2 separate regions of the Homo sapiens genome follow, and region 2 is linked to region 1. A link is a loop called in an ENCODE intact Hi-C map of the cell type or tissue named here. Cell type or tissue: heart right ventricle. All regions are shown on one strand. Each heading gives the region's core, and the rest is flanking DNA. Links, peaks and the distances in the headings are about the cores only.

Region 1 (15,163 bases), core at 2,947-10,946:
TTATGAATCTGAGTGCTCCTGTATTGGGTGCATATATATTTAGGATAGTTAGCTCTTCTTGTTGAATTGATCCCTTTACCATTATGTAATGGCCTTCTTTGTCTCTTTTGATCTTTGTTGGTTTAAAGTCTGTTTTATGAGAGACTAGGATTGCAACCCCTGCCTTTTTTTGTTTTCCATTTGGTTGGTAGATCTTCCTCCAACCCTTTACTTTGAGCCTCAAAATAGGCAATTTCTTAGAGGCGGTGAGGAAATCTGTGGTTTCCAAAGGCTGGGGGATGCGGACTTGAAGAGTGGTTGCTAATAGATATGGTGATTTTGGAGAGCGATGGAAATACTCTGGAGTTGGACTGTGATACTGGTAGCACACCTGTGTGAATATATATAAACTACTGAATTGTATACTTTATAAACTTTATGATATGTGAATTATATCACTGCTATTAAAAAACCAACAAACAAGGACTCCCCCCACAATATCTCCAAACCTTTCAGTGATTTTCATGATTATACATGTCTCTTTTACTTTATTTCCTACTACTCTTTCACGGGATCATTTACTTCCATACACTAGCCCTCTTGCCAGTCTTCAGGCATGCATGTGCTTTCCCAATTTAGGGATATAGAATTGTCTTCTCTAGCTGGAATCTTCCTCAAAGACAAATTCTCTCATCATCATATGTCATCTTCCAATAGTGACCACCCCATTTAATGTTGCTTGCTTCTCTGATGATCACACTTACCTACACTAGTTTTATTTTTTTCATCTTCACTTTCAAATATACTATATAATTTATTTCTTTTTTTTTAGCTATTGTTTATTTTCTTCCTCCCTCATGCTAAGATACAAACTCTTTAATGGTGTGAATCTTTGTGTGTTTTGGTAATTTATGTATCTTATCTACTTAGAACAATGCCTGGCCCATTGTAAGTGTTTTATACATATTTTTAATAAATGATGGATTTCCTTTCAAACAATATCTTCTTATGGAGATATTATACAATGGTGATTGCTACATAGCAAATGAATAAATGAAAGAAACAAATACCATTTTTGAATACTTAAAAGTTGACATTTTGTCCCTTTTCTGACCCGGGCCAGATGGGTTAGAGTTCCCTGGTGCAATTTAATGCTGTAAAAGATATCTTTGTCATGTAAAAGTTAAACAGGATAGACAGCATGGAATCAAAGACAGACTGTATGGATTTAAATTCTGAATTCTGGTTATGCCACTGTTATTATGTGTGGCTTGGGCAAGTTACATAACATCCCGAGCTTTAGTTTTCTCATCTATAAAGTGGGGAAATTAGTATTATCTGCCTCAAACAATGTATTGTGAGAATAAAAATAGTTAACACCTGTTAAATGAATGCCATACTATCTGGCACATGGAAAGTGTTAAATGAATGTTAGCTATTTTTATGCTTAGCACAGTTATTTTAATACTTACCATTAATCTTTCTCTCCCTTTTCAGGCCACATAGATTCTACACTGAATGGGCATCTAGGCTTACTTATTAGCTTAGTATGCCTCTTACACAACAAATTCATAACACCACAAGGTAAATATATGCCTTAGAAATATAACACACTACATATCAAGCATGTTTGTAGTTGGTTTTGAATAGCTTAATGCATGAAGATTAAATTTGAGAATGCCCAAGCTCTATACTGAACAGCAAAACCATTATAGAGTACCCCACCATGACACAGATTTAATTCTATATGGACTATATACATTCTCTTGCACTCTCTTTCAACATTGGATATTTCTCTTATTCCTTAACATCAGCAATATAAATGTCTTATTCACGGCAGGAAGGAAGTGGCACAATATTTTTTTTAAATGCTAAAAGAAAAGAATTGTCAACCCAGAATCCTATACCCAGTAAAAATATACTTCAGAACTGAAGGGAAAATTAAGACATTCTCAGTTAAAGGGAAACTAAGATAATTTGTCACTAGCAGACCTACTCCTTTTAGGCTAAAGGAATTTTTCTAAACAGAAAAGGAATGATGAAAGAAGGAGCCTCAAAACAGCAAGAAGGAATAAAGATAGTACACAAAAATATGCATAAATGTAATTAGTTTTCCTTTTCTTCTTAAATTTTGTTGTTATGTTTACCAGATTAAGCAAAAGTTATAACACTGATTGATGTGGTTCCAAATATATGGGCAGGAAATAGTTATAATAATTATACTATAAATGGGGAAGGGGAAGGGAATATAAAGAGATGAGACTTCCATATTTCATTCAAAATAATGACACAATAGACTGTGATAAGTTATGTATATATAATGTAATATCAAGTATAATTTAATATCACTAAAAAAGCTATACAAAGACATATGCTCAAAAACACTGTACCTAAATTAAAATAAAGTTTTAAAATATTCAAGTAACCTGTAGGGAAGCAAGAAAAGGAAAACTAAAACAAAAACTAGAGAAAACAAATAGAGGAAAACAACAAAAAATGTCAGTGTTAAGTCATAACACTATTCTAACTACACAAATTAAAAGACAGAGATTGTCAGAGCGGATTTAAAAACATGATCTACTATATAAGAAACTTACTTCAAATGTAATGATATGAAGTTGGAGCTTGTTAAGAAACTAAACATGCAACTACCATATGACCCAGCAATTTCACTTCTGGGCATTTATCTCATAGAAATTAACACATTTAACACAAAAAACCTGAACATGAATATTTATAGCAACTTTACTTACCGTAATCAAAAACTGGAAACACACAAATGTCCTCCAACAAGTGAATGGTTACACATATCCATACCATACAACACTATTTAGCAATAGAATGGAATAAAAATATTGATACAGGCAACAATCTAGGTGAATCTCCACAGAGTTATGCTAAACAAAAAAGTCAATCCCAAAATGTTACATACTGTATGATTCCATTTTATATAACATTATTGAAATGATGAAAGTATAGACATGGAGAAAGAATCAGTGGTTACCAGGATTAAGGAAGGAGTGAGGGAAGAAGGAAAGTGAGTGTGACTATCAAAGAACAACTTCAGGGATCCTTGTGGTGAATGAAATGTTCTGTATCTTGACTATATCAATGTTAATATCATGGCTGTGATATTGTACTATAGCTTTTCTTTTCCTTTTTTTTCTGTGACAGCCTACCATTGAATGTACTATAGTTTTTCTATACTAAAGGTACTAAAGATGTTACCATTGGGAGAAACTGGGTAAAGGGTGCCCAAGATCAGTCTATTATTTGAGACTTGCATGTTAGCAATTATCTTGAAATACAAAGTTGAATTAAAAAAATTAAAATCAACTTAAAATGTCCTAAAAGGCTGACCAATATTTTCTCTGGGTGGTAAGAGTAAAGGAAATTTAAAATTTTTTCTTGTGACTTATATATGTCTTTCAGATTTTCTATGACCACCAGGAATTACTTTTGTAGTAAAAAAAAAACACCCACACAGGTATTATTTATGAGAAAGGATATCCCTGAAATTTAAGGAAAGTATGTGAAACACATTGCTAGCTTTGGTTTATTACATACAAATAATTTTTTTTGTTGTTGTTTTTGAGACAGGCTCTGACTCTTTCACACAGGCTGCAGTGCAGTGGTGCTATCTTAGCTCACTGCAACCTCAGCCTCCCAGGCTCAAGCCATCCTCTCGCTTCAGCCTCCTGAGTAGCTGAGACTACAGCACCTGCCATCATGCCCAGCTAATTTTTGTAGGTTTTTGTAGAGATGGGTTGTTGCCATGTTGGCTAGGCTGGTCTTGAACTCCTGAGCTCAAGCAATCTGCCCACCTCGGCCTGCCTTGGCCTCCCAAAGTGCTGGGGTTATAGGCAAAAGCCATCGCGCCTAGCCTTATATACAAACTATTTAATCACTAAGAGCATTATGTCACAGCCTTTACAGGTTAGTGCATTAGAACCTAATATAAGTTAAACACTACTGACCACCACCGGGTTCACATAGTCTAAATATCCAAACTCTAGATGAAATGACTTCAACATCTGGGATTGTGCTTTGTCATCACATGCTATTTCTTCAATAAGCATACCCACTCACCTCCCTTAACCCAACCACATTCCTTCATACAATCATATACCCTTAGTTGGTGGAAAATAACTATGACATACAGTTTAGAATTACTGGGTTCATCTTTCAGTTTCCAGGACATTCTGTTAATTTACTGAATTACTGCCAAGCATTCTTTGACAGGAGATGATTCCATCTTTTTTCTTGGCAAAAAGCATTTATTTTTAAAATCAAAGGGCATGTTTTACTCTATATTCTGGTAATTGTTTCCATTAATTTATATCTGTATTACTGCTACTGACATAAATAATTGCTGTTATACCAATAAATGTTCTTTTATAGATAATCATTATCATTTTATCTTTAGTTGCTTTTAATTTAAGCTAAATTAATTTCATTCCTCCAGCTTGGAACTTACTTTCTTTTCTAAATCTAAGTATTTAAGTGTTTCTATAATTTGGCAAAGATTTTCATTCATTGAATTTCCTTCAAATATTGCCCACTAATCCTCCATTTTCTCTGTTCTTTCTGTCTGGCCCTCTTAGTAGATTTTATGTCAGCCCTTCAGTCCTCTTGCATCTTCTCTCTCCTCTCTGCTCTCCTCCTCTCTCCCCTCTCTGCTCTCCTCCTCTCTCCTCTCGTGCATTCTGGGTAACTTCTTCAAATCCATTATCCAGTTAACAAATTCTCTCTTCAGTTGTGTTCAGTCTGACGTTTAACCCTTTCAATGATTTTTATTTTTAATGTTTTTTTTCACGTCTTCAATTCTACTTTGTTTTCTAAAGTATATTTTAAAAACATATATACATATTTTCTTTTATCCCGTTTTCATTTCCTGCTTTGACATCTTATCCTTATTTGGAAATTTGAGCTGATAATTCTATCTCTTCTTCTGCTAACATTTGTGCGTGGAAGATTGTTCCTTCTTGAGTTTTGTATTTTGGAAGACAAGTTCATTTTAAGAAGTGTTTTACCTATAGAAATCTTGTGTAGTCTGGGTTTTAGGTGAATTCTTTAGAAATGTTTTGCTTCTGTTTGTTTCTTTCTGGCCTCACAAAAATACTGCCAATTTGTAACCAGTTATTCAGTTAATTTCTCAGCTTGAAGGTACTCATACCATGTAACTAAAATAAATACCAAACCCACTTGAAAGCTGCCTTTTACACAAAATATTTCTCCCCACCCAAAGCCACTATGGTAATATAAGTGTTGTCATCTCCCTTTGCAGTATTTTCTAGGATCTCCTTGCCATCATTGTATAGCTCTCCAAATGATCTGGTTCTGTGTAGGGATTTCAATTCTGAGTCCTTATTTTCTTAGTCTCAGAAAGTCTTGTCTCCATCAGGGAGCAGCAGGTATAACCCAAATCTTGATTCCTAGTAACAGAAGCTCCTTCTTTCTCTCTTAGTGCTGTTTTTCAGTTCCCTCTTGTTTTGGGTCACTTGGGAATTATTTCACTTTCCTGAACTCTCACCTATGCACTTAACACAGTGTTTGCTACATTTTGTCCAGCATTTCTAACCTCCTGTAGTGAAAAAATTTTATATTTTCTAGTCTTCCATGTTCCTGGAAAAGACAGTGATTTTATGTGTGTGTGTTTTTTAAGTTTGCAGGGGAGAAACATAACTAATTTAAACTTTTTTTCAATTTATGCTGGTTTTAATTTATTGCCTTATGTTTAAACTGCAGTCTATTTGATACAGGGAGGGGGGCAGGGAAATGCCACGCCCCCCATCCTGTGCCTGTAAAAACCCCCGAAACCCTAGCGGGCACACACACAGGCAACTGGACGCTAAGACACTCCATTCCCCTTCTGGCTCACCACCCATCTGCTGAGAGCTACTTCCACGACTCAATAAAACCTTGCACTCATGCACTCATTCTCCAAGCCCACGTGTGATCTGATTTTTCCAATACACTAGGGAAGGAACCCAGGATACAGAAAACCCTCTGTCCTTGCAATAAGGTGGAGGGTCTAATTGAGCTGATTAACACAAGCTGCCTGCAGATGGCAAAACTAAAAGAGCACACTGTAACACACGCCCACTGGGGCTTTAGGAGCTGTAAACAACTCTAGACACTGCCATGGAGTTGGAGCCCCAAAAATGCTCCCCCTAGAGGTTTGAGCAGCGGGATACCAAAGAAGTGAGCCACACCCCGTCACATACCCTGTGAGAAGGATAAGAGAACACTTCTCCCATTTCATATTCACTAAGGAATAATGAGTAGGTAAAAACTTAATGATAATAGCTATAAGCAATTTTGGACATTTTCCACCATAAAATTACAATCCCTGGACAAATTATGTTGACTTTAATGATGTTCTAAGTAGATCGAGACAATTATATGCTGAAAAATTTGGTGTTAAAAAACCTTACTAATCAGCAACAACAACTAAAACAATCTCATGAGTCAGATAAATCTCTTTTTGCCCTGTTTTCTCTGTTTCATACTGGCTGATATATTTTTCTTTTTAGTGAGTCATGATAATTTGTTCATGCTGTTCAACAATGACTGAGGCCTGTCTGGATTGGTGGTAGAAAGTGACTTATACAGTGTCTGTGTTCAACAGAGTACGACCAGCAGAGAAGTGGTTTTTGATGATACTATTGATATGGGAGTGCTGGGAAGGGAAGAGCATGGTCCCTTTAAATGATACGGAAGTGGGGAAGGGAAATGCTGGGTAGAGGAGGAGGTCGTGGTCCCTGGCTAGGGCTCCACCCCAATGACCTGGGCGAGGACAGGCATTTTTGTTTTCCTGCGCAAATGTTGCATTTCCCAAGACCACCCTGGCCTGCCATACCTCTAATCCTGTGCCTGACACCCTCGCAGGCAGATACACAGGCGGCTGAACGTGGAGAGGACCACATCAGCAGAGGAACACACAGGCAGCTGGATGTTGAGAGGAGCACATCAGCAGGCACCAGCACACTGGCAGGCCACTGACCAGCAGAACGCCTTGGAGTTTGGCCAGGGCAGTCGGAGGACAGCCCAGGCCGCCCAGGCTGCCGAGTGGCCTGACCCAAGGGGAAAACCATTCTCCTTTCTGGCTCCCCCATCTGCTGAGAGCTACTTCTACTTAATAAAACCTTGCACTAATTCTCCAAGTCCACGTGTGATTCTTCCAGTACATCAAGGCAAGAACCCGGGATACAGAAATCCTCTGTCCTTGTGATAAGAAAGGGGGTCTACTTGAGCTAACACAAGCCGCCTACAGACAGCTAAACTAAAAGAGCACCCTGTAACTCATGCCCACTAGGGCTTCAGGAGCTGTAAATATTCACCCCTAGACACTGCCATGGGGTCGGAGCTCCGCAACCTGCCCATCTGTATGCTTCCCTAGAGGTTTGAGCAGCAGCGAGCCACTCCCTCATCGCATGCCCTTTGAGAGTGACAAGGGAACTTTTCGCATTTCATTATAAGGGTAGCTCAGAGTGTCTCTGGAACAGGAGCAGCAATGTGAGAAGCTGAAAAGGATTGTCTTCTCCCAATGAGTCTGTTCAATATTTTCAGGAAATGACTCATACAGTGCCTGGGTTCAACAGAGCAAGACCCCCAGAGAAGTGGTTTTAATGATGTTATGGGGGTAGCTCAGAGTGTCTCTAGGACAGATGGCAGCAATGTGAGAAGTTGAAAAGGACTTTCTTCTCCCAACAACTCTGTTCAATATTTTCCATCTCCTCTATCCAGAAGCATTTTCTTCTGGAAATTCTCCTTTGCATATTATCAGTAAAGGATGTTTCTGAGTTGGGCCTGAAGATTTTTAAAAAAAAATCTTTTGTCATATATTTCAGGATAACTTGTTCACGAAAGCCATGGATCGTCGTTTTGCAGCAAGCCTAAGTATGCCTCCCCCAGACTCACTGGCAGCTGGAGTCTAAATATAGTATAGTCCATGTATCCACCTTCTGAAATATCCTGCAATTGAAGTCATCTAACAAAGCAGGCCCCATTCAATGCTACAGAAAGCAGCCGGAAATCCTCCAATCCTCCTTCCTCATTTGTAATCACTATACTTAAGGAGAAGACAACACAGCCTCATTTTCAGATAGCTGCACATTTAGTTGAATTCATCTTTTCCACAATGCCTTTTTATAATGTTTACAATTTACCTTTTAAATTCTTTACATTTTGGTGGGAATTTCAGTTTTTATTTATATAGAAGATAGTTTCATTTTAAAGTAAACAAGCATAATGTGTTGATATTTCTGTTCTTACCTTAATCATTTGCTTTTGTAACTGGTGAATTCAGTTTTGTTTAACAGCCCTTAAAGGTAATAAAAGAGATTTTCTATTCTATCCACACCTCCAGGCATTCTGGGTTCTGTTCTGGTAGATCCAAGAATAACCTAGACCAAGTTAAATTGATCCAAGAAAGTTACATATATGGATGTATTAAAAACCCTGATGAAAACAGTAAATAAATGCAGGATTATAACTACATTATTGGATTGAGAATACTTAGGTCAGAAAGTTCATAAGGGAACAAGTAACAATTTGTAATCTTAATTTAAGTCCCTCTAAGGATTGACTTCACTGGTTATGTAGAAAACTTGAAAGTGGATGGTGTATGGTTATTGTCACATTTGTCATGTTGTTTTGGTTGTGTACCAGTATAACTAGTTTTTATGTTTGGGGAATTCATAGTATTACAGACATGTGCTAAGTGTGGATGATCCATTATAGGAGCTAAAAATACCAGATGCTTACTTTTCCTTCCTCTTTTGCAGGTAGGGCATAGGCATGCGACTTAAGACTCTGAACTAAATGCTACCAGATGGGATCTGACTCATGAGCTACAGGAAACAAGGGTTTGAAGGGACACTAGCTTAGCAGGTGGAAATGGTAGTATCTGTGGAACTGGAGGAAGCTGTTTTATCTCCAGACCAATTCTAAAACATGCTTCAGTGTGTCTTTCCTAGTGGCTTAGCCTTGAGCCTCTACTTCAGTTCTTCCTAGTAGATTTTGTGAGCTATTGCAATATCGTTTAGCGAATTACTCTTTTGCTTGACTCAGCTGGAGATGGCACCTGTTCCTTGCCTGTAGGAACCCAGACTGAAAGCTATTTCTCATACATTCTACTTAGGGATTTCATGTGGACTTAACATGTTGCCTCATTTCTACTTTTGAACACTGTAACATTTGTCATATTTTCCTTTTTGTTATTTCTAGCAGCTAGAAAACTCAAACAAATTTGGAACTTGATCATAGCACACAGAGTAATCTCTACAATCAGTAAAACTAGCTTACTTCTGTTTTTCTTCACTGTTTTAAATTTATTTGTATTGTGATGGCATTGGCTGTAAATAGCCTATGAGAAAATGTCACAAGCTTCTCCAGGCCCATGTGGGTTCCTCATAACCTCATTTCCTCCTTGTGGCAAACCCCTGAGACTCAGTTGTTTTCCTTTGCCCTTATAGCTGCTACTAACCTTTTTTAAAAACTCCATACACCTGGCAAAGGAGGTTGAGGTATCCTCCCTAGTCCTTTATTCCCTTTCTTTGATTCCTAATAAAAGCTCGTTTATAGGTTTTATAGTTAATAATCATATGAAAAACTAGCAAAATGCAAGTAGCCAAGAATCTAAAATGTGGCAATTTTCTGTGCCTGATGTCTGATTCTTTATGAGATAGTCAATCAAAGTGTCATTAGGATTCTGTATCCCTTTTAATTTTCAAGCTTCATTACTTTTCCTCCTGTGCTATTAAACTTAAAATTGTTTTTGTTATGAATACTAAAAAAATTTAAAAGGCTCAACTCTTCAATTTTTTAAACTGGAATTGTATTGGATAGTTTATATTAAGGAGAACTAACATTTTTGTAACATTGAGCCTTTCCATCTATGAAGACCTCTCTTTATTTAGGTTGTCTTTAGTATCTTCTTTTTCTTTTGTCAATGTGTATTTTGGTATTTTCTTTACAAGTTTTGTTTTAGGGATGCCTGTGCAGGTGTGTTACAATGGTAAACTGTATGTCATGGAGTTTGGTATACAGATTATTCCATCACCCAGGTAATAAGCATAGTACCTAAGAGGTAGTTTTTCAATCCTAACTCTCCTCTCACTCTGCATCCTTAGGTGGGCCTTGGCATCAGTTGTTCCCTTCTTTGTGTTCATGTGTACTCAGTGTTTAGCTTCTACTTATAAGTGAGAATATGAGGTATTTGGTTTTCTGTTCTTGCGTTAGTTTACTTAGGATAATAGTCTCCAGCTACATCCATGCTGCTGCAAAAGACATTATTTTGTTCTTTCTCATGGCTGCATAGTATTGCGTGATGTATATTTACCTCTTTTTCTTTACCCAGTCCACTGTTGATGGGCATCAAGGTTGATTCCATGTCTTTGCTATTGTGAATAGTGCTGTGATGAACATAAGCATGCATGAGTCTTTATGGTTGAACAGTTTATATTCGTTTGGGTATATACCCAGTAATGGGATTGCTGGGTTGAATGGTAGTTTTGTTTTTAAATCCTTTGAGAAATCTCCAAACCGCTTTCCACAGTGGCTGAACTAATTTACATTCCCACCAGCAGTGTATTAGTGTCCCATTTTCCCTGCAATCTCACCAGCTTCTGATATTTTTGGCTTTTTAATAGTAGCCATTCTGACTGGTGTGATATGGTATTTCATTGTGGCTTTGATTTGTATTTGTTTAATTATTAGTGATGTTGAGCATTTTTGTCATATGCTTGTTGGCTGCATGTACATCTTCTTTGGAAAAGTGTCTGTTCATTTCGTTTGCCCATTTTTAAATTTTTTTCCTTGTTAATTTGTTTAAGTTCCTTATAGATTCTGGATATTAGAGTCAGTTGCATAGCTTACAAATATTTTCTCCCATTCTGTAGGTTGTCTGTTTAATCTGTTTATAGTTTCTTTTGCTGTGCAGAAGATCTTTAGTTTAATTAGGTCCCACTTGTCAATTTTTGTTCTTGTTGCAATTGCTTTTGGAGTCTTCCTGATGATATATTTGCCAAGGCCTATGTCTAGAATGGTATTTCCTAGGTTTTCTTCTAGGGTTTTTATAGTTCTAGGTTTTACATTTAAGTGTTTAATGCATCCTGAGTTGATTTTTGTATATGGTATAAGGAAGGGGTCCAGTTTCAGTCTTCTGTATATGGCTAGCCAGTTATCCCAGCACCATTTATTGAATAGGGAGTCCTTTCCCCATTGCTTGTTTTTGTCAACTTTGTCAAAGATCAGATGATTGTAGGTGTGCAGCTTTATTTCTGGGTTCTCTACTCTGTTCCATTGATTTGTGTTTCTGTTTTTGTACCAGTACTGATATGGTTTGGCTCTGTGTTCCCATCCAAATCTCACCTTGAATTGTAATCTGCATAATACCCACGTGTCAAGGGCGGGACCAGGTGGAGATAATTGGATGGGGGTGGTTTCCCCATGTTGTTCTCATGACAATGAGTGAGTCTCACAAGATCTGATGGTTTTATAAGCATCTGGCATGTACCCTGCTTGCACTCACTCTGTCCTGCCACCCTGTAAAGAAGGTGTCTTGCTTCCCGTTCACCTTCCACCATGACTGTAAGTTTCCTGAGGCCTCCCCAGCCATGCTGAACTGTGAGTCAACTGAACCTCTCTCCTTTATAAATTACCCAATCTTGGGCAGTTCTTTCTTTTCCTTCCTTCCTTTCCTTTCCTTCCTTCCCTCCCCTCCTTCCCCTTCCCCTTCCCCTTCTCCTTCCTTCCTTCCATTATTGTACTTTAAGTTATGCGGTACATATGCACAACGTGCAAGTTTGTTACATATGTATACATGTGCCATGTTGGTGTGCTGCACCCGTTAACTTGTCATTTACATTAGGTATATCTTCTAATGCTATCCCTCCCCCCTCCCCCCACCCCACAACAGGCCCCGGTGTGTGATGTTCCCCTTCCTGTGTCCAGGTGTTCTCATTATTCAATTCTCACCTATGAGTGAGAACATGCAGTGTTTGGTTTTCTGTCCTTGGGATAGTTTGCTGAGAATGATGGTTTCCAGCTTCATCCATGTCCCTACAAAGGACATGAACTCATCCTTTTTTATGGCTGCATAGTATTCCATGGTGTATATGTGCCACATTTTCTTTATCAGGTCTATTGTTGATGGACATTTAAGTTGGTTCCAAGTCTTTGCTATTGTGAATAGTGCCACAATAAACATACATGTGCATGTGTCTTTATAACAGCATGATTTATAATCCTTTGGGTATATACCCAGTAATGGGATGGCTGGGTCAGATGGTATTTCTAGTTCTAGATCCTTGAGGAATCGCCACATTGTCTTCCACAATGGTTGAACTAGTTTACAGTCCCACCAACAGTGTAAAAGTGTTCCTATTTCTCCACATCCTCTCCAGCACCTGTTGTTTCCTGACTTTTTAATGATCGCCATTCTAACTGGTGTGAGATGGTATCTCATTGTAATTTTGATTTGCATTTCTCTGATGGCCAGTGATGATGAACATTTTTTCATGTGTCTGTTGGCTGCATAAATGTATTCTTTTGAAAAGGGCCTGTTCATATCCTTTGCCCAATTTTTGATGGCATTGTTTGATTTTTTCTTGTAAATTTGTTTAAGTTCTTTGTAGATTCTGGATATTAGCCCTTTGTCAAATGGGTAGATTGTAAAAATTTTCTCCCATTCCATAGATTGCCTGTTCACTCTGATAGTAGTTTCTTTTGCTATGCAGAAGCTCTTTAGTTTAATTAGATCCTATTTGTCAATTTTGGCTTTTGTTGCCATTGCTTTTGGTGTTGTAGTCATGAAGTCCTTGCCCATGCCTGTGTCCTGAATGGTATTGCCTAGGTTTTCATCTAGGGTTTTTATGGTTTTAGGTCTAACGTTTAAGTCTTTAATCCACCTTGAATTAATTTTTGCATAAGGTGTAAGGAAGGGATCCAGGTTCAGCTTTCTACATATGGCTAGCCAGTTTTCCCAGCATCATTTATTAAATAGGGAATCCTTTCCCCATTTCTTGTTTTTGTCAGGTTTGTCAAAGATCAGATGGTTGTAGATGTGTGGTATTATTTCCACGGGCTCTATTCTGTTCCATTGGTCTATATCTCTGTTTTGGTACCAGTACCATGCTGTTTTGGTTACTGTAGCCTTGTAGTATAGTTTGAAGTCAGGTAGTGTGATGCCTCCAGCTTTGTTCTTTTGGCTTAGGATTGACTTGGCAATGCGGGCTCTTTTTTGGTTCCATATGACCTTTAAAGTAGTTTTTTCCAATTCTGTGAAGAAAGGCATTGGTAGCTTGATGGGGATGGCATTGAATCTATAAATTACTGTGGGCAGTATGGCCATTTTCATGATATTGATTCTTCCTATCCATGAGCATGAAATGTTCTTCTATTTGTTTGTGTCCTCTTTTATTTCATTGAGCAGTGGTTTCTAGTTCTTCTTGAAGAGGTCCTTCACATCCCTTGTAAGCTGGATTCCCAGCTATTTTATTCTCTTTGAAGCAATTGTGAATGGGAGTTCACTCATGATTTGGCTCTCTGTTTGTCTGTTATTGGTGTATAAGAATGCTTGTGATGTTTTCACATTGATTTTGTATCCTGAGACTTTGCTGAAGTTACTTATCAGCTTAAGGAGATTTTGGGCTGAGACAATGGGGTTTTCTAAATATACAATCATGTCATCTGCAAACAGGGACAATTTGACTTCCTCTTTTCCTCATTGGATACCCTTTATTTCTTTCTCTTGCCTGATTGCCCTGGCTAGAACTTCCAACACTATGTTGAATAGGGGTGGTGGGAGAGGGCATCCCTGTTTTGTGCCAGTTTTCAAAGGGAATGCTTCCAGTTTTTGCCCATTCAGTATGATATTGGCTGTGGGTTTGTCATAAATAGCTCTTATCATTTTGAGATACATCCCATCAATACCTAGCTTATGGAGAGTTTTTAGCATGAAGGGCTGCTGAATTTTGTCAAAGGCCTTTTCTGCATCTATTGAGATAATCATGTAGTTTTTGTCTTTGGTTCTGTTTATATAATGGATTACGTTTATTGATTTGCATATGTTGAACCAGCCTTGCATCCCAGGGATGAAGCCCACTTGATCATGGTGGATAAGCTTTTTGATGTGCTGCTGGATTCGGTTTGGCAGTATTTTATTGAGGATTTTGGCATCGATGTTCATCAGGGATATTGGTTTAAAATTCTTTTTTTGTTGTGTCTCTGCCAGGCTTTGGTATCAGGATGATGCTGGCCTCATAAAGTGAGTTAGGGAGGATTCCCTCTTTTTCTATTGATTGGAATAGTTTCAGAAGGAATGGTACCAGCTCCTCTTTGTACTTCTGGTAGAATTCGGCTGTGAATCCATCTGTTCCTGGAGTTTTTTGGTTGGTAGGGTGTTAATTATTGCCTCAATTTCAGAACCTGTTATTGGTCTATTCAGGGATTCAACTTCTTCCTGGTTTAGTCTTGGGAGGGTGTATGTATCCAGGAATTTATCCATTTCTAGATTTTCTAGTTTATTTGCATAGAGGTGTTTATAGTATCTCTGATGGTAGTTTGTTTTTCTGTGGGATCGATGGTGATATCCCCTTTATCATTTTTTATTGCATCTAATTGAATCTTCTCTCTTTTCTTCTTTATTAGTCTTGCTAGTGGTCTATCAATTTTTTTGATCTTTTCAAAAAACCAGCTCCTGGATTCATTGATTTCTTGAAGGGTTTTTTGGTGTCTTTATCTCCTTTAGTTGCTCTGATCTTAGTTATTTCTTGCCTTCTGCTAGCTTTTGAATGTGTTTGCTCTTGCTTCTCTAGTTCTTTTAATTGTGATGTTAGGGTGTCAATTTTAGATCTTTCCTGCTTTCTCTTGTGGGCATTTATTGCTTTAAATGTGTACCAGAGATTCTGGTATGTTGTGTCTTTTTTCTCATTGGTTTCAAAGGACATCTTTATTTCTGCCTTCCTTTCGTTATGGACCCAATAGTCATTCAGGAGCAGGTTGTTCAGTTTCCATGTAGTTGAGCAGTTTTGGGTGCGTTTCTTAATCCTGAGTTCTAGTTTGATTGCACTGTGGTCTGAGAGACAGTTTGTTATAATTTCTGTTCTTTTACATTTGCTGAGGAGTGCTTTACTTCCAACTATGTGGTCAATTTTGGAATAGGTGCAGTGTGGTGCTG
Region 2 (15,163 bases), core at 1,142-9,141, 61 kb before region 1:
GCCCATTTTGTACATTATACTTCCCAAAGCATACCACCACCCAAACACCTACCCTCTGCTAGTTCAAGGCCTAGACTGCGGAGCAATGAAGACTCAAGAGGCTAGAGGTCTAGTGCCCCCTCTTCCTCCAAACTAGGGCCAGTTGCATCCACTTACCAGGTCTGTTTCCTCATTTGCATACCAAGCTGGCTGGACCAACCTCAGGATTTCCAAACCCAATTGTGCGTGGCATCATCTGGAGATCTCTCGATCTCGGCTCTTCTGCACAACTCAACTAATCTGACCCTCCTCAGCTAATCTGACCCTCCGCTTTATGCGGTAGAGTTTTCCAGAGCTGCCCCAGGGGGTTCTGGGGACATCAGGACCAAGACTTCGCTGACCCTGGCAGTCTGTGCACCGGAGTTGGCTCCTTTCCCTCTTAAACTTGTGCAAGAGATCGCTGAGCGATGAAGGTAGAATTATGGTCCTCCTTGCCCTTGCCTTTCCTTTTTGTGATCTCAAAGCATCCTCCCTCCGCCCCCATTCCATGGCCCCAGTTCCCTACTCCCACAGCTGTCTGCTGAAACTGCCAACATTACTCAATTGTTTCTGGGGGGAGGAACATTTTTTTTTGAAACAAAATAGATATATGAAACAGTACACGGGAATTAACACGAATATTTAAGGTAAAACATGACCTTGAAGATTATGAAATCCATCTTATTTTGGCCCAGAACGGGGGCATTGGGCTCCTTGGGCCATAGGGGAGCTGGGGAGGACAGGGTGAAGAGTTAGCTCTAAGCCCTCTGCTTGGAGATGCTGTAAATACAGAACGCAAAATCACCTTCGAAGTTAAAGACGCGAAGTTCTTCTTTACTCGGCCCCTCCTCCCCTCCCCCCCGCCAATTCCCTCCAGTTACAGCTAGCATCCAGGTCCCGGGAGGTGAAGAAGGAGACTTCGGCTCCAGTTACAGCTAGCATCCGGGTCCCGATTTAGAAGGAGCTGCCAATTACAGCGCGGTTCCAGGGCTGAGCAAAAAGCCTGAGGAGCCAAGTGGGAGAGGGAGTAAAACTACTGAATTGGGCCACAAGCAAATGAATAAACTGAACGACTCTTAACCAAACCTAATATATTTAATCCAAACACACAAGTCTTTCATTTCTTCCCTCCTCCCTTCCTTCTCTTACTCCCCAACACCCCCTCTTCAAGCACAATTAATTATATGGTTAGATTCTACTGCGTGATCAGCCCTGTTCTAGGTGGTGGGCACGCCAAGGTGAATGAGACCAAACAAGAGTCTTGCCCTCATGGGGTTTACATTTGGAGACAGAGTCGATCTGTTGCCCAACCTGGAGTGCAGTGGCGCGATCACAGCTCACTGCAGCCTCAAACTCCCTGGCTCAAGGGGTTCTCCCACCTGAGCCTCCCGACTAGCTGGGACCACAGGTGCACGCCACGACGCCTGGGTTTGTTTGTTTGTTTAATAGAGACGAAGGTCTCACCATGTTATCTGGGCTCAAGCGATCATCCCCCCTCCTCCTCCTAAAGTACTGGGATTACAGTCCCAAGCTATCTTGCCCGACCTGGGAAACAGACGTTAAGGAAGATAACAATCTATTTTCAGAGAGCGAGTTTATAAAACCAATGCAATGGGTAAATATGAAGTGTGAATAGGAGGAGAAGCTAAAGAGTGGTCGGAGAATCTAATGCAAGCTACGGGAGAAAGAAACTCAAGTGCAAATGCTGCCTCAGGAATAAACGTAAAAAGAGACTTTCAAGTGCAAATGCTCCCTCAGGAATAAAATAATCTTGAGACTCTCAAGTGTAAATGCTGCCTCGGGAGAACCGAACGGCGAGCTGGAGCCCATACGCAACGAGATTAGAGAGGAAGGCAGAAGCCAGAGCACATGAATAAATGAGCATCCATTTTGTTTCAGAAATGATCGGAAACCATTTGTGGGTTTGTAGAAGCAGGCATGCGTAGGGAAGCTACGGGATTCCGCCGAGGAGCGCCAGAGCCTGAGGCGCCCTTTGGTTATCGCAAGCTGGCTGGCTCACTCCGCACCAGGTGCAAAAGATGCCTGGGGATGCGGGAAGGGAAAGGCCACATCTTCACGCCTTCGCGCCTGGCATTGTGAGCAACCACTGAGACTCATTATATAACACTCGTTTTCTTCTTGCAACCCTGCGGGCCGCGCGGTCGCGCTTTCTCTGCCCTCCGCCGGGTGGACCTGGAGCGCTTGAGCGGTCGGCGCGCCTGGAGCAGCCAGGCGGGCAGTGGACTAGCTGCTGGACCAGGGAGGTGTGGGAGAGCGGTGGCGGCGGGTACATGCACGTGAAGCCATTGCGAGAACTTTATCCATAAGTATTTCAATGCCGGTAGGGACGGCAAGAGAGGAGGGCGGGATGTGCCACACATCTTTGACCTCAGGTTTCTAACGCCTGTTTTCTTTCTGCCCTCTGCAGACATCCCCGATTGAAAGAACCAGAGAGGCTCTGAGAAACCTCGGGAAACTTAGATCATCAGTCACCGAAGGTCCTACAGGGCCACAACTGCCCCCGCCACAACCCACCCCGCTTTCGTAGTTTTCATTTAGAAAATAGAGCTTTTAAAAATGTCCTGCCTTTTAACGTAGATATATGCCTTCCCCCACTACCGTAAATGTCCATTTATATCATTTTTTATATATTCTTATAAAAATGTAAAAAAGAAAAACACCGCTTCTGCCTTTTCACTGTGTTGGAGTTTTCTGGAGTGAGCACTCACGCCCTAAGCGCACATTCATGTGGGCATTTCTTGCGAGCCTCGCAGCCTCCGGAAGCTGTCGACTTCATGACAAGCATTTTGTGAACTAGGGAAGCTCAGGGGGGTTACTGGCTTCTCTTGAGTCACACTGCTAGCAAATGGCAGAACCAAAGCTCAAATAAAAATAAAATAATTTTCATTCATTCACTCATTTATTGTCAACATTTATTGAGCACCTATTACAACAATTTCATCGCATGGAAGACAGCATCGTTTCTGACACTGTTGTTTCATGTATCTCTTAGAAAAACGCTGCTATTAGACATCTAACACTATTTATCTTGAGGTGATAAAATATCAAAAGCCGTGTCTCAAGATCGATGAAATGCGGTTAAAATGATGAATAGAAACTCTAGGGGGACCTCATATCGATAGACTCGAGACTGGCACATCTGGAGATCCGTATTTATCCGGCTTCCCCTTCCAGATCACGCGAGGTTTGGGATATTTTGCTCACCAGGCCTCAGCCAGGTAACTGAATCCAGCCAACCCTGGCCCATAGTCTCGGAATCCGACTCGGCTCCCAGTCCCCGCCTCGGCGTTCTGAGACCCCCAGGCTGGGGTTCCAGAGGGCTGTGAGGTTGCGAATGACTGCTGCCAAACCGGAAGGAACTCTGCGGTTCTCTGCCACAGTGGGATTGTTGCAGGCACGCGGCTCAGACTTCACTGAGGTTGGGAGATGCTCCTGTCCACGCTGCCTCATCCCGTGCTGGAGCACTGCACCTCTATTTTTTTTTTTAGGGTACACGCCACATAACATAAAACTAAAAATTTTAAAGAGTAGAATTCAGTGGCATTTAGTACAATGTTATGCAACCATCACTCCTATCTAGCCCAAAACATTTTCGTCAACTGCATAGGAGGCCCCATTAAGCATACCTGTTAAACTCTTCTTGCCTCCAACTCCTGGCAACTACAAAACTCCTTTTGTCTCTATGGATTTACCTATTCTGAATATTTCTTATAAATGGGATCATACAATATGTGACCTTCCGTGTCTGGCTTCTTTCACCAAGTGTAGTGTTTTGGGGGTTCATTCCTGCTGCAGCATGTATCAGTACCTCATTTCATTTTATGGCTGAATCATATTCCATTGTATGAATATACTGGAAATTGCTCGTCTACTCATCCAGTGATGAACATCGAGTTGTTTTTTGGCTTAAAATTATTCATAGTGTTCTCATATAAATATAAATATGTAATTATTATTTTTATCCATATTTATTACATTATTTATATTTTTATATTTTTATTGTATTATAATAATTTTATAATATTATACTATGATAATATAACAGACTGACTCCTATGGTCTGTCAGTGTGCTCTTCCACTGGCGTGCTCCCTTCCGCTGGGGTGCCCCGCTCCACGTCCAGTTCCTCCGATGAGTTCCTCTGGACATAGAGCCGCTTGTGTGTCTGCCTGCTAGGGTCTCAGGGTTTTCATAGGCAAAGGATGGGGGCGTGGCGGGACAGGGTGGTCTTGGGATATGCAACATTTGGGCGTGAAGGAAGGAGTGCCTGTCCTCACCTAGGTCCAGTGGGCACAGGCCCAGGGGAGGGCCCTTACCAGGGACCCGCCTTTGTCTACCCAACACTTCCCTGCCCCTCTTCTCTATCATTGCGTTTCAGTTACCTTTGCCTTGGTTCAGCACTCACTTGGTTGCTGTAAAACTTTCTTACTGTTTCCCAGAGTTCCCACGAAGTCAATTCTGGCAGCTTTTGCTTATTTTTCTGTGTTTCTATATAGGAATGGGCCCTGCGAGCTCACTACTGTGCCACTTTTGCTATTATCTTTTGTTGTTGTTGTTGTTCAATTTGTTTTGTTTTAGGGCAGGATGGTCAAATGCTTATGATGTGCCAATTTCCTGCCTCCATATATCTCCTGTGCCTGGTACGCAGTGCCCATGCCCGGCATCCTCACTTTCTGGGCATCTGTCTGTCAACATTTCTCTGAAGCTCGCTAGCTCTACCACTCAGCTGTCCCCCTGAAAATTTTCTCCACCTTCCCCCGCAGCTGTAGGAAGCTCACCTTCCTCCTTACCCTTCCTCAACCCCACTCCTGTTCTCTCCCTTTTTCCCCCTTCCACCCCCATTTCCCCGACTTCTGCTGGGGGTGGGAGGGATAACCGATTCACAGACATTCCCCTCCCCCTCGCCGCTTCTCGGGAGATTGCTGGTTCGCAGTCCTACGCTCCACTCGCCAGCAGGCTCCGCTGTGGTGTGAGCACCTCCGGGAGCGCAAAGGCGTCCGCTTTGAGGCACTGGGCCTCGGGCCAGGCAGAGGCTATCTCCGGGACCCTTTTATGGAGATCTGCTGTTAAAGCCCACGCGTGTTTCCCGAGCACACTGAGCACACGCATACTGGGCCTGACGACTCCAGGGAGGGACCTGCTCCGGAACCGCGGACTAGACCCGGGTCCCAGAACTACCCGTGGAGGAGGCCGCAGTAACCTCCGAAGCAGGCTGAGAGACTCGGGTGGGCTTTCTCCAGTGAAAAAAAAGAAGCCAGAGGGGAAGGGTAGATGGAGCAGGAAAGAAGGACGGATTCTAAGCATGGCTGTTCGAGGCCCTGAGGCTGCAGAACTGACTGCGGGACTGCGGTTTGGAGGCGGGGACTTTCCAAAACCACGGACGAAAGAAACCTCCCAACCAACCGATTAAGCACGGGGGCTGTGGAGCAGAAGGGCAATAAAAGGCCCTGCCCACCGAAACCTGTAAAAGTTTCCTTTGTAAGCACGCGTCACGAGCGCGGGTGACGAGGCCCAGGCGCGCCCGGGTGCGGCGACCTCGGAGCCCGCGGGACGGGAGAGCAGCCCTTCCTTTGGCCGGGCCTCCAGCACCAAAACTGGCTGGGATCCTTCCTGGGGCCCACGCCAGTGCCACACCCCAAGTACTCTGGATGCAGGCCAGGTGGGAGGGTCTTCACCTCCACCTCCTTCCAGATCTCACGTGTCTCATTTACGTAATAAAGTTCAGGAAATAGCAGAAAACAACTTTTTTTTTTTTTTTTTTTTTTTTGAGACGGAGTCTTTCTCTGTCGCCCAGGCTGGAGTGCAGTGGTGCGATCTCGGCTCACTGCAACCTCCGCCTCCCGGGTGCAAGCGATTCTCCTGCCTCAGCCTCCTCAGTAGCTGAGATTACAGGCGCCCGCCACAACACCTTTTTAGTAGAGACGGATTTTCACCATTTTGGCCAGGCTGATCTCGAACTCCTGACCTCAAGTGGTCCGCCCTCCTCGACCTCCCAAAGTGTTGGGATTACAGGCCTTAGCCACCGTGCCGGTCCAGAAAAGCACATTTAAAAACTACAGATTGATATCCTTGTTGGGCATTGATGCTAAAATCCTTAACAAAATACTAGCTAACAGAATCCAACAACATATCAAAAAATAATCCACCATGACATGATCAAGTGGGTTTCATACCAGGAATGTAGGGATGATTTAACATATGTGATACACCACGAAAACAGAATTAAAAACAAAACATCACATGATCATCTCAATAGATGCAGAAAAAGCATTTGACAAAATTCAGCATCCTGTTATGATTAAAACTCTCAGCAAAATTGGCATACAAGGGACATACCTTAATGTAATAAAAGCCATCTATGAAAACCCACAGCCAACATAATACTGAATGGGAAAAGTTGAAAGCATTTCCTCTGAAAACTGGAACAAGGATGCCCACTCTCACCACTCCTCTTCAACATAGTACTGGAAGTTCTAGCCAGAGCAATCAGATGAGAGAGAAAAATAAAAAGGGTATCCAAATCAGTAAAAAGGAAGTCAAACTGTCACTGTTTGCTGATGATATGATCGTTTACCTTGAAAACCCTAAGGACTCCTCCAGAAAGCTACTAGAATTGATAAAAGAATTCAGCAAAGTTTCTGGATACAAGATTAGTGTATACAAATCAGTAGCTCTTCTATACACAAACAGCGACCAAGCAGAAAATCAAATCAAGAACTTAACCCCTTTTACAGTAGCGGCAAAAAAAAAAAAAAAAAAATCAAATCAAATCAAATACTTAGGAATATGCCTTACCAGGGAGTCAAAAGACCTCTACAAGAAAAACTACAAAACACTGCTGAAACAAATAATAGACAACATACAAATGGAAACATATCCCATGCTCATGGATGAGCAGAATCAATATTGTGAAAATGACCATACCGCCAAAAAAATCTACAAATTCAATGCAATCCCCATCAAAATACCACCATCATTCTTCACAGAATTAGAAAAAACAATTCTAAAATTCATATGAAACCAAAAAAGAGCCTGCACAGCCAAAGTAAGACTAAGCAAAAAGAACAAATGTGGAGGCATCATGCTACCTGCTTTCAAACTATACTATAAAGGCACAGTCACCAAAACAGCATGTACTAGTATAAAAATAGGCACATAGACTGATGGAACAGAACAGAGAACTCAGAAATAAACCCAAATACTTACAGCCAACTGATCTTTGACACAGCGAACAAAAATATAAAACGGGGAAAGGACACCCTTTTAAACAAATGTTGCTGGGATAATTGGCTAGCCACATAATAGGAGAATGAAACTGGATCCTCATCTCTCACCTTATACAAAAATCAACTCAAGATGGATTAAGGACTTAAACCTAAGACCTGAAACTATAAAAATTCTAGACGATAACATTGGAAAAACCCTTCTAGACATTGACTAGGCAAGGATTTCATGACCAAGAACCAAAATGCAAATGCAATAAAATCAAAGGTACGTAGCTGGGACCCAGTTAAACTAAAGAGTTTTTCCACAGCAAAAGGAACAGTCAGCAGAGTAAATAGACAACCCACAGAGTGGGAGAAAACCTTCACAATCTATGCGTCTGACAAAGGACTGATATCCAGAATCTACAATGAACTCAAACAAATCTGTAAGAAAAAAAAACAAACAATTTCATCAAAAAGTGGGCTAAGGACATGAAAAGACAATTCTCAAAAGAAGATATACAACTGACCAACAAACATGAAAAAATGCTCAACATCACTAATGATCAGAGAAATGCAAATCAAAACCACAATGCTATACTCCTGCAAGAATGGCCATAATCAAAAAATCAAAAAACAGTAGATGTTGGCATGGGTGTGGTGAGCAGGGAACACCTTTACACCACTGGTGGGAATGTAAACAAGTACAGCTACTATGGAAAACAGTGTGGAGATTCCTTAAAGAACTAAAAGTAGAACTACCATTTGATCCAGCAATCCCACTACTGGGTTTCTACCCAAAGGAAAAGGAATCATTATTTGGAAAAGATACTTGCATACGCATGTTTATAGCAGCACAATTCACAATAGCAAAATCGTGCAACTAACCCAAAAGCCCATCAATCAATGAGTGTATAAAGAAACTGTGGTATATATATATATATATAATGGAATACTACACAGCCATGAAAAGGAATGAATTAACAGCATTTGCAGTGGCCTGGATGAGAATGGAGACTACTATTCTAAGTGAACTACCTCAGGAATGGAAAACCAAGCATTGTATGTTCTCACTGATATGTGGGAGCTAAGCTATGAGAATGCAAAGGCATAAGAATGATACAATGGACTTTGGAGACTTACGGGGAAGAGATGGAGGGGGCGAGGGATAAAAGACTACAAATATGGTTCAGTGTATCCTACTCAGGTGAAGGGTGAACCCATATCTCACAAGTCACCACTAAAGAACTTACTCATGTAACCAAACACCACCTGTACCCCAATAACTTATGAAAAATAAAAAAATAAATAAATGGGCAGCATTTGCTATCCTATGAAATTGGAAAAAATAGAACAAAATAAATGGATACATCATCATTTCCCTTTTCCACTATTTGAACTGTTCTTTGAGTGAGTTGTCTTACAACATTTCAGTAGTTTTTTCTGAATTCTCAACCGTCTCTCAAATAGCTAACATCATAATTGACTGTTGCTACAATTCTATCTATAGACTGTTTGGTCTTAGAGAACTATTTCTCTAGGGAATAGAAGCCAAAGAACAGATCAGAGAACATTGCTGTTACATATTCTGTCTATGGATTACTATTTGAGATTAAGTTGTTACCTCCATTAATATCTTTAAGGCATTTCTGAAGAAATTGAAAATAAGCATTGCGAAATCCCTGTCTTGATTCAGAAGGATAATGTAGCTGCCCCAGAGCCTGTTTGCATTCATTACTAAAAAAAGATGTATGAAATCTGGAAGGAAGTAATGCGCAGAGCTCTAACTCTGTAGGTAATATTCTCATTCCTTACTTCATTCAAGAAATAATCAGTGGCCACCTACTGTGTGCCAGATATTGTGCTAGGTAATAACAGTAAAGGACTAAACGTCTATCTCAAAGGGAAGATAAAACAAAAGTATGAAGTACTGGTGTTGTTTATAAACTTTTCAATGTTCTGTTCTAGATGCTACCTTCTGAGAGAGTCTTCCCCATGGCATGGAGAAAAATTTATTAAGACTAAATCCCTTCTGTTCCCCTAACTAAGAAGAGCCTTCGTGATTTGGTAGAGTGCCAAAAAGATTTAAAAAACAAATTGGGCTGGATGCGGTGGTTCACGCCTGCAATCCCAGCACTTTGGAAGGCAGAAGCGGGTGGATCACATGAGGTCAGGAGTTCGAGATCAGCCTGACTAATATGGTGAAACCCCATCTCTTCTAAAAATACAAAAATTAGCTGGGCGTGGGGGCACTTACCTGTAATCTCAGCTACCCCAGAAGCTGAGGCAGGAGACTCGCTTGAACCTGGGAGGTGGAGGTTGCAGTGAGCAGATTTTGCAGCATTGCACTCCAGCCTAGGTAACAAGAGTGAAACTCCATCTCAAAAAAAAAAAAAAAAAAAAAAAAAAAAAAAAAAAAAAAATTGAATAGCTCTACCCAGAAAAAGCTGGGAATAAGTATCTTCTCATAACTGGAGGTGGGGAGAAAGAGAAATAGTACTCTCCCAATTATAAATCATTTAATAAAATAATTTTCGATGTTAATGACTTAAGTGAGAAAACTGTTGATACAGATGAGATTTGAAGTTAGCAGCCCAGGAATTAAATTTTAGGATCCTTCTACCTGTCAACCTCTACGTCATCAAGACTGATTAACTGCTATCTTCTTTTAAAGCTAACATTAAAGCTAATTTAACATGTGGAATGTTTTTATTAATTACCATACTTTCAAGCTTTAGATAGGAATAGTAAAGCAAAACAGATTTGACCTCTAAATCAAAGACTTTATGGATGGGGAACTGAAGAAATAAGTATTACAAAGCTGAATAATAATCAAAAAAAGTGTTTTCTAAGGACCATTGAAATGAGAGTCATGAAAAGAGCAAGCAGAGAAATGGAATGTATTTCACGTTGTTAGGGAAAATACCTCAAGGAAGTAGTTTACAGGCAAGTGAGGTTGTCCACTGGGTACTACCACAGGACCAAAGACGAATACTTCAAGAAAGTGCAGTCAGAAAGTGACCCAGTGTGTCCGGAATTGGTGGGTTCTTGGTCTCACTGACTTCAAGAATGAAGCCGCGGACCCTCGCGGTGAGTGTTACAGCTCTTAAGGTGGTGCGTCTGGAGTCTGTCCCTTCTGATGTTCAGATGTGTTCGGAGTTTCTTCCTTCTGGTGGGTTCGTGGTCTCGTTGGCTCAGGAGTGAAGCTGCAGACCTTCGCCGTGAGTGTTACAGCTCTTAAGATGACGCGTCTGGAGTCTCTCCCTTCTGATGTTCAGATGTGTTCGGAGCTTCTTCTTTCTGGTGGGTTCCTGGTCTCGCTGGCTCAGGAGTGAAGCTGCAGACCTTCGCGGTGAATGTTACAGCTCTTAACGCAGCGCGTCTGGAGTTGTTTGTTCCTCTCCATGGGCTCGTGGTCTCGCTGGGCTCAGGAGTGAAGCTGCAGATCTTCGCACTGAGTGTTACAGCTCATAAAAGCGGCGTGGACCCAAAGAGTGAGCAGTAGCAAGATTTATTGCAAAGAGTGAAAGAACAAAACTTCCACGGTGCAGAAGGGGACCCGAGTGGGTTGCCAATGCTGCCTCCGGCAGCCTGCTTTTATTCTCTTATCTGGCCCCACCCACATCCTGCTGATTGGTAGAGCCCAGTGGCCTGTTTTGTCAGGGCGCTGATTGGTGCGTTTACAATCCCTGAACTAGATACAAAGGTTCTCCACGTCCCCACCAGACTCAGGAGCCCAGCTGGCTTCACCTAGTGGATCCTGCACCAGGGCTGCAGGTGGAGCTGCCTGCCAGTCCTGCGCCGTGCGCTCGCATTCGTCAGCCCTTGGGTGGTCGTTGGGACTGGGCGCCGTGGAGCAGGGGGTGGTGCTCGTCGGGGAGGCTCGGGCAGCACAGGAGCCCATGGAGTGGGTGGGAGGCTCAGGCATGGCGGGCTGCAGGTCCCAAGCCCTGCCCCGCGGGAAGGCAGCTAAGGCCCGGCGAGAAATCGAGCACAGCGCCGGTGGGCCGGCACTGCTGGGGGATCCAGTACACTCTCCGCAGCCACTGGCCCGGGTGCTAAGTCCCTCATTCCTCGGGGCCAGCGGGGCTGGCTGGCTGCTCTGAGTGCGGGGCCGCCAAGCCCACGCCCACCCGGAACTCCAGCTGGCCCGCAAGCGCCGCACGCAGCCCCGGTTCCCGCTCGCGCCTCTCCCTCCACACCTCCCTGCAAGCTGAGGGAGTGGGCTCCAGCCTTGGCCAGCCCAGAAAGGGGCTCCCACAGTGCAGGTGGGGGCTGAAGGGCTCCTCAAATGCCGCCAAAGTGGGAGCCCAGGCAGGGGAGGTGCAAGCGAGGGCTCTGAGGACTGCCAGCATGCTGTCACCTCTCACCAGGGTTGCAAGAGGCCAATCTGCTTGGAGGCAAATTTGCATAATACACAGATGAGCAGAATGAACAACCTCCATCCCAGTCATATATAAAGTAGGCCAGTATTATATAAAATAGAAAAGAAAGAATGTGATCTCAGAGTTTCAGTTGGAAAGTAGTATTAATATTATTCCAGGAAATGGGGATGGTGAGGGTAGGGTTCACTGAAATGCATAACTTCTGGGCAAGGCCAAAAAAAAAAAAATCTTTAGGTGCCTATAAGCAAATTAGATTGATTTTTCTTTCTTTCTTTTTCTCTTGTACAAGAAAGGGTTCCCTTAGTATTGGAAAGGGTATGGATAAACATTGCTGAGGGGAAGTATATTTGTATAACATCTATGGATAAAAATTAGCAATATCTATGAAGAGTTTAAAGACTCTTTGCCTTTAAATTTGACTCAGCAACTCTACCTCTAGAAATTTATTCTGCAGATATATTTCCACATGTGCAAAATGGCCTATTTATAGGAATGGTCACTGAAGCTTTGTAATAACAAAAGATATGAAACAACAATCATAAATGAGTAGGGATTTGAATAAATTTTGAGGCTTTCCTACAACAAATAACATATAGCTATTAAAAGAAATTCAGCAGATCTAGTAATATATAATGATTTTCAAGATATATTGTCAAGTGAAAAAAAAGATTTGGAGTATGTAAAATACTCCAAATTAAATTTTAGAAATATTCGTATATGTGTTGTATACACATAAAATATTTCTGTAAAGACACACAAGAAGTTGTTGACGGTTGCCTGAGGGTAGTGTGTGAAGGAAGATTTACTTCGTGCTAAATACAATTTGCTACCAGTTTTTGATCCAAGAGTATGAATTATCTAATAAAAAATAAAATAATAAAATAAACACTGGTAGAATGAAGTTTCTCTAGAACTGGCTACATTCTATTTAGTAACAATTGTGTAACTGTCAAATTGCACTAACAGGAAAAGAAAAAAGAACACACCAGGATAAATGAGTTAGTCTTAGTTTCCTCATTTATAAAATGGGTACAAGGGTGACTACTTTGTAGTGTTGTTGTTTAGAGTAGACATAAAAAGTATAAACTACCATAGTGTCAGATACACAGTAGTTATTTATTACCTACCAGTACACACACACGCACGCACGCATGCACACATGCACACAGTCCTCTGGTTCAGGCTTCCAGTTTCCCCAAGCAATTCCCAGACCTAGCTGGGCTTGAAGCAGAAAGAATTAGGCATAACCAGAGCATCTTCTCACCATCACAGGATTTAGCATTAACCGTATGTCCATCTCTTCGACTTCCTAACATTACCTGTTAAGGTACTATACTGGGTGTTTGGATACAATGATGAGCAATACAAAACTCCAATACCTTAAAAAATATTATGCAGTTTGTACATGGATGTATTTACATTCAAACAATACAAAATAATGTTTCTCCTCACTACTAATCCTTTCCCTAGAGGTCACTGGTGATATCAGTCCCTAAGAAAAATGATAAAAAATTATAAATTCAAAACTAAATATAGGCCTTAAAAGGGAGTGATACAGCTGAGGTGTCCTAATGGTTAAATGGAAGTTTACCTTCAACTTCAAGGGAAGTTTACCTTGATCTCTGGTAATCCTATAATCCAGTGCTGTCCAAAAGAACTATCTACAATGATGGAGGTGTGCTATATCTACAGTGTCCAACACAGTAGCCATATGTAGCTATTTAATATTTGCAATATCTTTAATGTGACTGAAGAACTGAATTTTATTAAATTTAAAAAGCCGCATGTTCCTTGTGACTATCATATTGGACAGTATAGCTGTGGAATAAAGATGTGTGGAATAAAGATGTTCAGAATAAAATAGATAGGCTATAGCAGAGAGGAGATACAGAAAAAGAGAACATCTTGGGCTTCCTATAGCACTGCAGTTTCCAGTTGTAACTTTTACCTGCATTTCTGTCCTCTTTCTGCTATAATCTACCTACAGTTGATTTCTATTACTTACAATCTAAGATTTTGTTTTAGTTTACTAGGGCTTCCCTACAAACACCATGGTACATGGTATACCACAGACAGGGCGGCTCAAACAATAGTTGTTTTTTCATAGTCTGGAGGCTGGAAGTACAAGATCAAGATGTTGATGTTGACAGATTTGGTTTCTCCTGAGGCCTCTCTCATTGGCTTGTAGATGGCCCCTTCCCACTGTGTCCTTACATGGCCTTTTCTCTGTGCCCATGCACCTTTGGTGTGTCTTCCTCTTGTAAAGACTCCAGTTCTACTGGATTAGGGCTCCACCCTTACAACCTCTTGTAGCCTCAATTACCTCTTTAAAGGCCCGATCTGTAAATATTGCCACATTGGAGGTTAGCGCTTCAACATGTAAATCTTGGGGGAACACAATTCAGTTCATAGCAGATTCCTAATTAATACATCTAATTGATTTGTTTTTTTTTTTTTTTAAGAGTTGGAGTCTCGCTCTGTCGCCCAGGCTGGAGTGCAGTGGCGCAATCTCAGCTCACTGCAACCTCTGCCTCCCGGCTCCCAGCAATTCTTCTGCCTCAGCCTCCCGAGTAGCTGGGATTACAGGCGTCTGCCACCACACCCAGCTAATTTTTGTATTTTTAGTAGAGATGGGGTTTCACCATATTGGCCAGGCTGCATCTAATTCATTTATCTGTATCTTATTCTTACCACAATTTAAAAACCTAATTAGATGAAGAAACTCTGGTAAAAATATGTATTTATAGGAGCCCATAGCTTGTGGAAAGGTCTAGTTTCAACAAAATTTTTGGTGATACTTATTTGGGAATATAATTCTCTTGACAAGATGTCTAGTGGAAGTATCAATCATACTTGTGGTTTGTCTCTTTAAGATTGTACCTACTACGTATAACCTCATATGTTCTCATTTATGTTGCAAATAATTCCCACATTTTTGATAAGGAATGTGTGTACATAGCAATTTGCTAGTAACTGTTTAATAACAAACTGCAAAAAATAAATATGTACATGTTTATTATAAATTTTACTGACATAAAGGATATGTAATACAAAACTTACAAATAATAATAAAATATATAATATTCTCTATTCTGTATAATGAACTTATTCTCATACAATGTTCTCACTGATTTAGCCAAACTCTTGTATCTTTAGTTAACCTATGGTTGCAATTAACAAATGAGAGTAACTCTCAAATGAATATCAATTGACATTTTCATTTATATTGACGAGTAAGATGAGAGTATAACAATAGAATTGAATGAAGTTGAATCTTGTTAACAATATCAGTTAACCTCTTTGCTGAGTTTAAAACTGTTTTCAAACACTTAAAGAATATTCCTCAATATTTTGTGCTATTCAAATGTAACAGCTACAAACATTTTAGAGCTTAACCTACAGTATTAACCGTGATAACATTTTCCCCCATCTTTTTAAGGCCGGTTATTAAGCACATCCATCTTTTTAAAGTAGAAAATCAACAAAACAATAACTCAAGCTCTGATTTAAGTTTTTTCAATATCCATGGTACAAA

What was found. A loop is a pair of places that touch in the nucleus more often than their neighbours do. Peaks named below come from ENCODE experiments on the same cell type or tissue, not always from the same donor. Only the 100,000 strongest peaks of a DNase experiment are listed, where the experiment ranks them.
Region 2: it touches region 1 in a loop (2.5-fold over the local background); 5 of 110 quality-filtered maps call a loop at or near these places.

The regions. Positions count from the first base shown.
Region 1 is chr9:21,895,966-21,911,128 of GRCh38, reverse strand. It overlaps a transcript of MTAP not described here. Among named protein-coding and RNA genes, the nearest start is that of CDKN2A-AS1, 64 kb to the left of the region's middle. In heart right ventricle, for the core only: no CTCF peak of the experiment used is centred there; no DNase peak of the experiment used is centred there.
Region 2 is chr9:21,955,526-21,970,688 of GRCh38, reverse strand. CDKN2A (cyclin dependent kinase inhibitor 2A) reads left to right here. Exons shown (of 3, transcript NM_000077.5): 3 at 2,447-2,937. The coding sequence ends at 2,460. CDKN2A-AS1 (CDKN2A antisense RNA 1) reads right to left here and starts at 3,550. Exons shown (of 1, transcript NR_024274.1): 1 at 2,935-3,550. RefSeq lists enhancers at 884-1,797, 7,636-7,780, 10,756-10,900 and cis regulatory regions at 7,708-7,710, 10,828. In heart right ventricle, for the core only: a CTCF peak has its summit at 4,974; no DNase peak of the experiment used is centred there; H3K4me3 peaks cover 958 bases; H3K27me3 peaks cover 7,569 bases.